Regions from separate parts of the Homo sapiens genome. Here region 1 is linked to region 2. Evidence: read pairs that join two places in POLR2A ChIA-PET (ENCODE). Cell type or tissue: HepG2. All regions are shown on one strand.

Region 1 (5,000 bases), 51 kb after region 2:
GGAATTACCAGAAAGAATCTGAAGATTTTTTTTCCTGTGCCCAGAGGATTCCAGGCCACTGGCCAAGAGGGAGACTCCCCTGCCTGGCTGGCTCAGAGCCTCCGAAGGCCCCTTCTCCCCAGCAAGCTTCCCAGGCCCAGAACAGGCATACACGGCACTCCTGCCCAGCTCCCAACCAGTGTGCCTTCTGGGGAGCTGATGGCCCTCTCCCAACTGGCTGGTGGGCTGCACCCCAAGGCTGACTGTGATGCGAGGATCCAGCCAACCCCGATCATCTGGCCCTTCCCATTCATAGCGTGGCGCCTGGCGCCCATGCAGCGGGCCTCCAGGAGACCATGTGAGGCCACCCCTCAAAGCCAAGCCCAGGGAGGAACCCACAAGCCCAGGTCTGCTTCTTTCAGCTGGACTCACAAAGGGACAGACCCGCCCAGCTAATTCCAGATGAGCCACAACAACTGGCAAGGGACATAGCACTGTCTGCCCTGTCGCTCTCCAGCAGCCTGGCAAGGCACACAGCAGGCCAGCTGTCCCCACGGCCCAAGTCAGGGGGCTCCACTGGGGCCCTGGACCCAGCACGGCCCACCCAGCCCCAGCTCGCCTCAAGTCCATGTAGAAACCATCCTTTGCCCAGGCCAAGCGTCCTGGGATCAGGGCAGGTGCTGCCCCCACAGTTCTGTGAGCTGTCACTCTCTCCCTGCCAGCCAGTGGCCCTGCCCCCACCACTGACCTTCTTTCTTGAGGAGCCAGCCTTGGTGAGGCAGGACTTCTGCAGGGCCAGGTAGCCGCCAATCACCTCGATCTCATGCACGGTGGGGTAGCGCTTCTTCAACGTGGGCCCCAGGAGGCAACTAGCCTCCTCCTCCTCGGCCTCCCGTGGCCGAGGCTCCCTGTTGGCCTGACTGAAGTGCTGGTCCTGCAGAGTCCCTGGCTTCCTCTTGGGCACCACTGTGAAGGTGTTGCTGCCCCGGGGCTGAAGCTCTGCCACGCACCCGGGCCTGGCAGGGTGCAGAGGCCTGGCAGGGTGCGGGAGGTAGGGTAGTTTGGCTGCTTGGGGGGCCTCCTCCGAGTCTACCTCATCGATGAAGGTGACAGGCAGCCCCGGCCTCACATATTCCCGGCTATTCTTGGCCAAGCCAGGAACCCTGAGGCCCTCAGCAGGCTCAGCTTCTTCCGAAGCAGCCGGCAGGAAGGGGGGCGGTGAGGACGGCCTCTGCCACCTAATAGCCCGGTCAGCGAGGGCGGTGGCTGTCCTGGGACAGGCCCCCTCCTCGACTGCCCACTGTGCCTCGACCTCCAGGGGGCTCTTCCCGAGGGCAGGCGCACCATCCCCTCCAGGCACCGGCTGGGATCCGAGCTCCTGGCTCGGGGAGGCCGGGCCCAGGTCTCCCTTTGGCAGCTCCACGGACTGCCTCCCCTCAGGAGGAGGAGCCCCGGAGGCCTTGCTCTTGGGGATGACCATGAAAGAATTTCGAGAGTTTGCGCGGAGGCTGGCCAGCGCCCGGGCCTGGAGGTCCCCCAAGGGGATGGTCTCCATAACTGGCTTGGGGGCCGGCCGTATCTCGAAGGAGTCGTTGGTGCTGGTGGCTGCGGAGACGCACTGGCGCTGGCTAGGAGTGGCACTGGCAGGGGGTGAGGCTGGAGTGGCACTCGGGGTCCCGGGGCTGGGGGGCGGGTGGAGGGAGGGATCCCCCGACTCCACCTTTGGCTTCCACTGTCCCGACCCAGGCGGGGAGCCCGCGAGGCGGTTGGCAGGGCCGGCCCGGGGCTCAGGGGCCGAGTGCCCGTTGGAGAGCAGGCGGGCGCCCGCGCCGCGGTGCAGACCCCGGGGGTGGACGGTGAAGGAGTTGCTGCCGGTCTTCTGGAGGAAGTCGCTGCGCCGGGCCCCGGGGCTCGCCCCGCCACCGCGGGGCCCGGGCGCGGCGGGCGGGCTGGGGGCCGCGGGCGGGGGCCGGGGCGGCGCGGGCGGCGGCGGCGGCGGCGGGGGGCGGGCGCGCTCGGGGCTCCCGCGGCGGCGCGGCGCGGCGGGCGGGTCGAACCTCTCCAGTAGGCGGCTGACGCGGCCGGGCGGCGCCCCGTACACCAGCACCTCGGCGGCGCGGATCTGCGCGGCCCCCGGGGCGGGCGGCGCGGGCGGGAAGCCGGGCACCGTCTCGATGATGAGGACGCTGTCGGCGCGGAGGGCGCGCACGCCAGGCACGCGGCGGTACCGCTCCAGCAGCCGCGCCCCCGCCGCGCCCCCGCCGCGCCGCCGCTCGGCCTCCAGCAGCATGAACGGGTTCTCGCGCAGCGGGCCCAGGCTCTCGGCCAGCACCCGCTGCTCGGGCTCCGCCGCCCCGGGCCCCGCGCCCCCGCCCAGCGCGGCTAGCTTGGCCCGCTTCCGCTCCAGGATCTCACGCTTCCAAGCGGGCACCGCAGCGCGCGGCCCCGAGCCCGGCCGCCCCAGGGCGGCCATGCTGCGAACGCGGCAGCGGACGGCTGGACTGAGGGCCGGAGTGGCAGCCGCCGCCGCGGCCAGCCTGGGCGCCGCGGCCACGCCCCCTCCCGGGCCACCGACCATTGGGGAAAGCCCGCTCTCCCCGCCCCGTGCGGGAGGCCCACCTATGGCAGGGGAGGAGGGCGGGCCCCTCAAGTGACCCTACCGATTGGACAACACTCGCCTCAACCCCGCCTCCCAAGGGACTTCATTGGACAACGCCTATCACCGGAGCTGGCCTCCATTGGGGACGGCCCCCCGGACACACCCCGGTGCCTCGCGCCGCTCACTGGCAGACCCCACTTCCGCCTCTGCGCTCTCAGCTCCCGGCGTCCCTGGGGGTAGCCGGGTGCGCGGCCCCTGGACCCTGCGCCCCGAGTGACCTTGGCTGAGCTTGGGACTTCCTCATGCTGCCAGCACCGAGGCCGCCTGTTCCGTCCGCTGAGAGCGCGGTGCAGGAAGGGCGCTGCTCCAGGACCGAAGGCACCCGTGTCCGTGGACGGTGCACAGGCCACACTCTGGCCCGGACCCTGCTTTCACCAGGGGTCCTCCGACCTCCGGCAGGTGCCTGCGGGGCTTGGAAATGCCAATTCTGGAGCCCCGAGCAGCCCCAACGAACCAGTTTCTCAGAAATCCCTAGTTTTTATAGGCTGCCCAGGTGGGAGCCTCTTAACCCAACCTTGCCATCCGTGGTCCCCAAAAAGCATCTGCAGGAGCAGGCACAAAGGAAGCAGCCTCTCCCGCCACACGCAAGCAGGTTCACCAGGGCAGGGCCCTGCATGCTTGGAGAGCTCTCCAATGCATTCAGAGCCAAAAAAAAAAAAAAAAAGCCAGGGTAACGGTGGGCCCCATAGGGCCGACCCCTGTGTCTGATTATTCCACCCTGCTGCCACGTTAAGGTTACTCCTCTCCCATCGGTTGAACGTCCCCTCATCAAGGCTCCGGATACCATGACCCTGAGGGCACAGCCTCCCGGCTGACAAGTCCCTTCTGCCCCAGGGAGGGCTTCAGAGTGCTTCCACAGCCTTTCAAGCCTGCAGACAATAGGGAGATCGCTTGGAGTCACGGGGAGAAGGGGAATTGGAGTGCACGGACATCACCTTCTTTCCATCACCTGCCCTGCAGTCAGCAGCCTGCTCAGTAGACACTGCTGTTTCCCACACCAAGGTCGCCTGGGTCTCTGCAATGATGCAGAACAGATTTTTTTTTTTTAACTTGGGGATGCCCTTCTCAGCTTCTGTGCCCCATGACAGTCTGCAGCAGCCGCTAGCTTAATGCTTGCCTTATTCTCCTGCCACTCCATTAAGCTGGAGAAAATAAACTTTTTCTTTTTCTTTTTTTTTTGAGATAGAGTCTTGCTCTTGTCACCCAGGCTGGAGTGCAGTGGCACGATCTCGGCTCACTACAACCTCCGCCTCCAGGATTCAAGCGATTCTCCTGCCTTCGCCTCCCAAGTAGCTGGGGTTACAGGTGCCCACCACAACGCCCGGCTAATTTTTGTATTTTTAGTAGAGACGGGATTTCGCCATGTTGGCCAGGCTGGTCTCGAACTCCTGGCCTCATGATCTGCCTGCCTTGGCCTCCCAAACTGCTGGGATTACAGGCGTGAGCCACTGGGCCTGGCCAGAATAAACTTTCATTTCAGCTTTCCAGAAGCCAAGTGTCTCCTCCCTTAGGGCCCTCCTCAAATCACCTTTCTAAAGGAAGCATCTGATGTTCATCACTTCTACCCTAGTAGGGTTGCCCAATTCTGAACTACCAAAATAAAACAGGGGAACACACAAAACACAAAATCTAGAAATAAATAACATTACGAGGAAACTCACTCCCACTGTTCAGCTTGAATCTGGCTTTGACAAAAGTTATGCCAATCCCAGGCTGGACACAGTGTCGTAGCAACAAACCAGATAAGCTGCCTCCAACGCAAGCCCCTCCATGGTTTACACAACTAAGCATACACGCCAGGCAGAGGCTGACACCGCACTCCGCTGGCCAGGCTGATGCATGAGAGCAGAGGTCAGCACACCTGTTCTGTAACGAGCCAGATAGGAAATTTTTTTTTTTTTTTTTTTTTGAGACAGAGTCTCGCTCTGTCGCCCACGCTGGAGTGCAGTGGTGCTATCTCGGCTGACTGCAATCTCTGCCTCCCAGGTTCAAGCAATTCTCCTGCCTCAGCCTCCTGAGTAGCTGGGATTACAGGCATGCGCCACCATGCCCAGCTAATTTTAGTATTTTTAGTAGAGACGGGGTTTCACCACGTTGGTCAGGCTGGTCTCAAACTCCTGACCTCGTGATCTGCCCGCCTCCGCCTCCCAAAGTGCTGGGATTACAAGCGTGAGCCACCGCATCTGGCCCCAGACAGGAAATATTTTAGCCCACTGGTTTTTGCCAGGGACAATTTTGTTCCCCAGGGCCCTTAGCAATGTCTGGATAAACATCTGCTTGTCACAAGTGAAGGCTGCTACTGGCATCTACCCAGGAGAGGCAGGAGCACTGCGAAACAGACTGCATCCTCACTAGAGAATCT
Region 2 (5,000 bases):
AAGGAGAGGGAGGGGGAGGGACATGGGGACAGGCCCCGGGGGGGCTGCTCACCTCCCACTCAGGACTGACACAGGTTGGAGTGGGCACTGCTGGGGCCACACAGCAGGTGCACGGCAGGGTGGGGGCGGCAGGTGGGGCTCCCTCCGAACGGTGGACGCGGACAGGGCCTCCTTTTCTCCCGAGAGCGACCGTTTCCAAGAGCACAGCTTCGTGGCAGGGAGCCTCCACGGCCCCGCCCCTACGACCCTCACCCCCAGCTCCACCCCGGCCCCCAGCCCCGCCCCGGGCCTCGGTGTTTGCGAGCTCCAGGTAGGAGCCCGTCTGCAGACGTGCCGAGGAGGTGGTGTGATTGCTTTAGCGCCGTCATTTTCAACCGTTTATAATCTTCTTCTGTGTCTGCATATTTTCTCTGTGCACATTATTCATCAGAGTAAAAAAAGGAACTATGAAAACCTCGACCAACTGTCCTATGACAACAAGCGCGGACCCAAGGTATATATGCATGGACGTGCACGCCACCCACGGCTAGGGAGCCCTGGCCTCGGCGCCTCGGCCACTAGGGCCACTGTCTGGCCCAGCCGCCGAGCCGCAGGCCCAAGCAATGAGGAGAGGCAGCCGGCAGCAGGCAGGAGAGGGCAGGCAGGAGAGGGCAGGCGTGGCGGCGTGGGTGCCTGAGGCCCACCCGCCGTGACCCTAGCCTGCACCCTCGAGGCAGGCGCGGCTGCAGGAGGAGCTGCTCTCCGGGAAGTGCATGCGAATCTCCGAGACCCCAAGGGTTTCCTCGTGGAACCCGGGAGGGAGCCCGCCCGCCTGGCCACCCACTCGCCGGGGCCGGGCTGCTCCTCAGGGGCCTGCGGAATCAAACCTCAGAGGACCTCCCATGGTTTTGGAAAAGTCAGCCCCATCTCTTTTCCTGGTTGCATTCCAAAACTCTTTTCTGTTTCCCGTCCGCTGCACGCCTCCTGAGTCTGGGTCCACTTCAGCTTGCATGCTCAGTGCAAAGATGAGGACAGGAGTGAGGTGGAGAGAGAGATCCAGAGAGAGCAGAGAGAGCACAGAACGAGCACAGGTGAGCGCGCAGGCTGAAGACAGGACAGGACCGGAGAGGCGAGGCCAGGCCAGGCAAGGACTGAGGAAGGCAGGCGGAGGCGCAGGTGGCAGGCGCAGACCATGGCAGCCCTAGCTAAGCTGCCTCGGGGTTCCCAGCGGCTCCGGCCCAACTCTCACCCCTGAGGCGCTATGTCCCCTGCCCCAGCCGCCTGCTAACACTCTTGCTCACACCGCAGGCAGAGAAGGTGCTGCAGTTTGACCCAGGGACCAAGAACGTGACGGCCCTGCTGATGGAGGCGAAAGAGCTGGAGGCCCGGGTCATCATCCTTTCTGCCAGGTGAGGCTGGGCAGGGCCCTACACACTCCACACAGGATGGTACCTGAGCCAAGTACCCGCCATCTGAGCCAGAGCTGGGACATTGTTGGGCACAGTGACCTTCAGCTTCCAAAGCACCTTCACCAAGGACAGCCACCCCCACCCCCACCCGCACCCACACTCCTATCGGCATGGCTGATGTGACACCCTCCATCTGTCCCTCCCTTCCTGGGCCCTTCCCCATTCCACAGTCACATGCTGCTGCTGCCCTGAGCTGGGCTGTGGGAGAGGGATATGGAAGAGACCCTGCCCTTGGGAAGCCCCGCAACTCAAGGGGGCAAACCTGTGCAAACAAGGCCCAGGCCTGGGGCCAGGGACTAGGCCCAGGGAAGTGATGTGCAGGTGTGCCAGGCGAAAAGGCCCACAGCAGGGAGAGGGCCAGATTTCCCAACTGAAGGATTGCAACAGCTGCAGCAGTAGCTTAGGGGGAAATCAGTTAGGTACCCGGGAAATCAAGCTGCTCTGGACAGGTCCGGTGCCACAGAGCAACCTTGGGGTGGAGCCCACTGTAAAAAGCTCCCTATTTGCAAATGGCTAGGTTCTCCCGGGAAGGAAAAGCCTGGGTGACTGGGAATAGGAAAAGCAAGAGTGGGGAAGGGCAGGGTGAGGAGCCTTGCCCCATGGGACAGCCAAAACCCCACTGTCCCTGACCTAAAAGCTCTGCTAGGCTCCAACAGAGCGGAGCAAAACAGCAGTGAAACACCCGGAGGAACACAGCCCAGCCCTCCAGCCCTGCATATGGGAAAGAGCCGGCGACACTCTCAGTCCCAGGGCAGACCACCATTTCCACGGTCCATCAAATGACCCTCTAGCACGGAGACAGATGCAGCCCCCTCACCAGGGCAGAACGCAGGGTGGGGCCAGCCAGGGCTCCTCGGACTAGAAGGCAGGAATCTCCCCAGCCCAAGGTAGGGTTGTTGCTTAGAGCTGCCCACGGGGCCTTACATGCTCCTCCTGCAGCTGCTATAAAAAGGCACTAATCGTCCCCCATTACGCCCCCTGCACTCGGCTTTAAGCTCACAGGTCACTTGTCCACTCCACTCATCCAACTGCAAGCCCCAGGGAGGGTTGGCCTGGGCTCCAGGAAAAAAGATTTTTAAAGACGTGACCAGGCAAAGTCCCAAGGGTATGCACAGGTCCCAAAGAAGGAATGCCCCGCCCAGGGAAAGACCCGCCCAGAAAAAAAGACCCGCCAAGGGAAAGCTCCGCCCAGAAAAAGACCTGCCCAGGGAAAGCCCCGCCCAGAAAAAAGGTCCTCCCAGGGAAAGCCCCACCCAGGGAAAGCTCCACCCAGATAAAAGCCCGCCCAGGGAAAGCCCCGCCCAGAAAAAAAGATCCGCCAAGAGAAGTCTCCGCCCAGATAAAAGCCCCGCCCAGAAAAAGACCCGCCAAAGGAAAGCCCAGCCCAGAAAAAAGACCTGCCCAGGGAAAGCCCCACCCAGGGAAAGCTCCGCCCAGATAAAAGCCCGCCCAGGGAAAGCCCCGCCCAGAAAAAAGACCAGCCCAAGGAAAGCTCCGCCCAGGGAAAGCCCCGCCCAGAAAAAAAGACCTGCCCAGGGAAAGCTCTGCCCAGATAAAAGCCCGCCCAGGGAAAGCCCCGCCCAGAAAAAAGACCAGCCCAAGGAAAGCCCTGCCCAGAAAAAAGACCGCCCAGGGAAAGCCCCGCCCAGAAAAGACCCGCCCAGGAAAAGCTCTGGCCAGATAAAAGCTCAGCCCAGGGAAAGCCCCGCCCATAAAAAAGCCCCGCCCAGATAAAAGCCCTGCCCAGCGAAAGCCTCGCCCAGGGAAAGCCCCACCCAGAAAAAGACCCGCCCAGGGAAAGCCCAGCCCAGAGAAAAGACCCGCCCAGGGAAAACTCTGCCCAGATAAAAGACCCGCCCAGGGAAAGCCCCGCCCAGAAAAAGTCCCGCCCAGGGAAAGCCCCGCCCAGAAAAAAAACCCGCCCAGGGAAAGCCCCGCCCAGAAAAAAGTCGCGCCCGGGGAAAGCCCTGCCCAGAAAAAGTCCCGCCCAGGGAAAGCCCCGCCCAGGGAAAGACCCGCCCAGAAAAAAGTCCCGCCCAGAAAAAAGTCGCGCCTGGTGAAAGCCCTGCCCAGAAAAAAGACCAGCCCAGGGAAAGCCCCTCCCAGAAAAAAAGACCCGCCCAGGAAAAAGCTCTGGCCAGATAAAAGCTCCGCCCAGGGAAAGCTCCGCCCAGGGAAAGCCCCGCCCAGAAAAAAAGCCCCACCCAGGGAAAGCCCAGCCCAGAAAAAGACCCGCCCAGGGAAAACTCCACCCAGAAAAAAGACCAGCCCAGAGAAAGCCCAACCCAGAAGAAAGCCCCACCCAGGGAAAGCCCCGCCCAGGGAAAGCTTCACCCAGAGAAATTCCCACTTAGAGAAATTCCCACTCAGAGAAAGCCCCACCCAGAAACGTGCCACCCAGGGAAAGCCCCACCCAGTGAAAGCCCCTACCAGAAAAAGCCCCGCCCAGAAAAAGCCCCTCTTAGAGAAAGCCCCGCCAGACTCTCAGAAGTTAATTTCCTTTTTCGTTGTTTTGAGAGGGAGTCTTGCTTTGTCACCCAGGCTGGAGTGCAGTAGTACAATCTCAGCTCACTGCAACCTCTGCCTCCTGGGTTCAAGCGATTCTCCTGCCTCAGCCTCCCGAGTAGCTGGGACTACAGGCACAAGCCACCACACCCGGCTAATTTTTGTATTTTTAGTAGAGACGGGGTTTCACCATGTTGGCCAGACTGGTCTCGAACTTGTGGCCTCTTTTTTTTTTTTTTTTTTTTTCTTTGAGATGGAGTCTCACTCTGTCACCCAGGCTGGAGTGCAGTGGCTCGATCTCGGCTCATTGCAAGCTCCACCTCCCGGGCTCACGCCATTCTCCTGCCTCAGCCTCCCAAGTAGCTGGGACTACAGGCCCCTGCCACCACGCCCTGCTACTTTTTTGTATTTTTAGTAGAGACGGGGTTTCACCATGTCAGCCAGGATGGCCTCAATCTTCTGGCCTCATGATCTGCCCGCCTCGGCCTCCCAAAGTGCTGGGATTACAGGAGTGAGCCACCGTGCCCAGCCACTTGTGGCCTCTTCTGTTATTTTCTGAATTGTTTACACTTCCCTTACTCATCACAGAGCTTGAGAGAAATTCTGTAGCTGTGATGGGATAAAAGGATGGATGGGCAGGTGAACAAATGGACAGACAGCTGGCTGGGAAGTGGAATTTCTTCATCCAAGATGGGTCAACTCAAGGAATCGATTGCCCTAAAACATACCTGTTCCACTGTTGGCCACTTTTGCAATAGACAAGTTCACATCAAGCTAGACCTGCCTGATCCCTACATTCTAACTGGAGTGACCAACAGGACACGGGAGAGAAAACCACATACAAAACCAATCCACAGAACCCCGCCATGCCCAGGTCCCCACAGAGAGGGGAGGGGGCGTTTTCTCCACTTTTTTTTCTCGGCCTGTGAGCCCCTGAGCCGTGCACTGCGGTCCCACAGGTTGACCCCGCGTTGCCAGCCTCAGGGCCAAGGTCACGTTTCCAGACATGGCCCTAAGAAAAAGGCCAGCCCAGGGGAAGGGACATGG

What was found. Peaks named below come from ENCODE experiments on the same cell type or tissue, not always from the same donor. Only the 100,000 strongest peaks of a DNase experiment are listed, where the experiment ranks them.
Region 1: POLR2A ChIA-PET joins it to region 2 with 19 read pairs; 19 of 35 experiments call an interaction of 5 or more read pairs at or near these places.

Annotation. Positions count from the first base shown.
Region 1 is chr9:137,198,260-137,203,259 of GRCh38, forward strand. TPRN (taperin) reads right to left here and starts at 2,482. Exons shown (of 4, transcript NM_001128228.3): 1 at 728-2,482. The coding sequence starts at 2,452. RefSeq lists silencers at 2,084-2,153, 2,244-2,713 and an enhancer at 2,942-3,470. In HepG2, no CTCF peak of the experiment used is centred here; DNase peaks (open chromatin) are centred at 2,692 and 4,432; H3K4me3 peaks cover 3,128 bases.
Region 2 is chr9:137,147,722-137,152,721 of GRCh38, forward strand. GRIN1 (glutamate ionotropic receptor NMDA type subunit 1) reads left to right here. Exons shown (of 20, transcript NM_007327.4): 4 at 1,288-1,388. Among named protein-coding and RNA genes, the nearest start is that of GRIN1, 11 kb to the left of the region's middle. RefSeq lists an enhancer at 3,710-4,029. In HepG2, no CTCF peak of the experiment used is centred here; DNase peaks (open chromatin) are centred at 2,990, 3,600 and 4,584; H3K27me3 peaks cover 2,032 bases.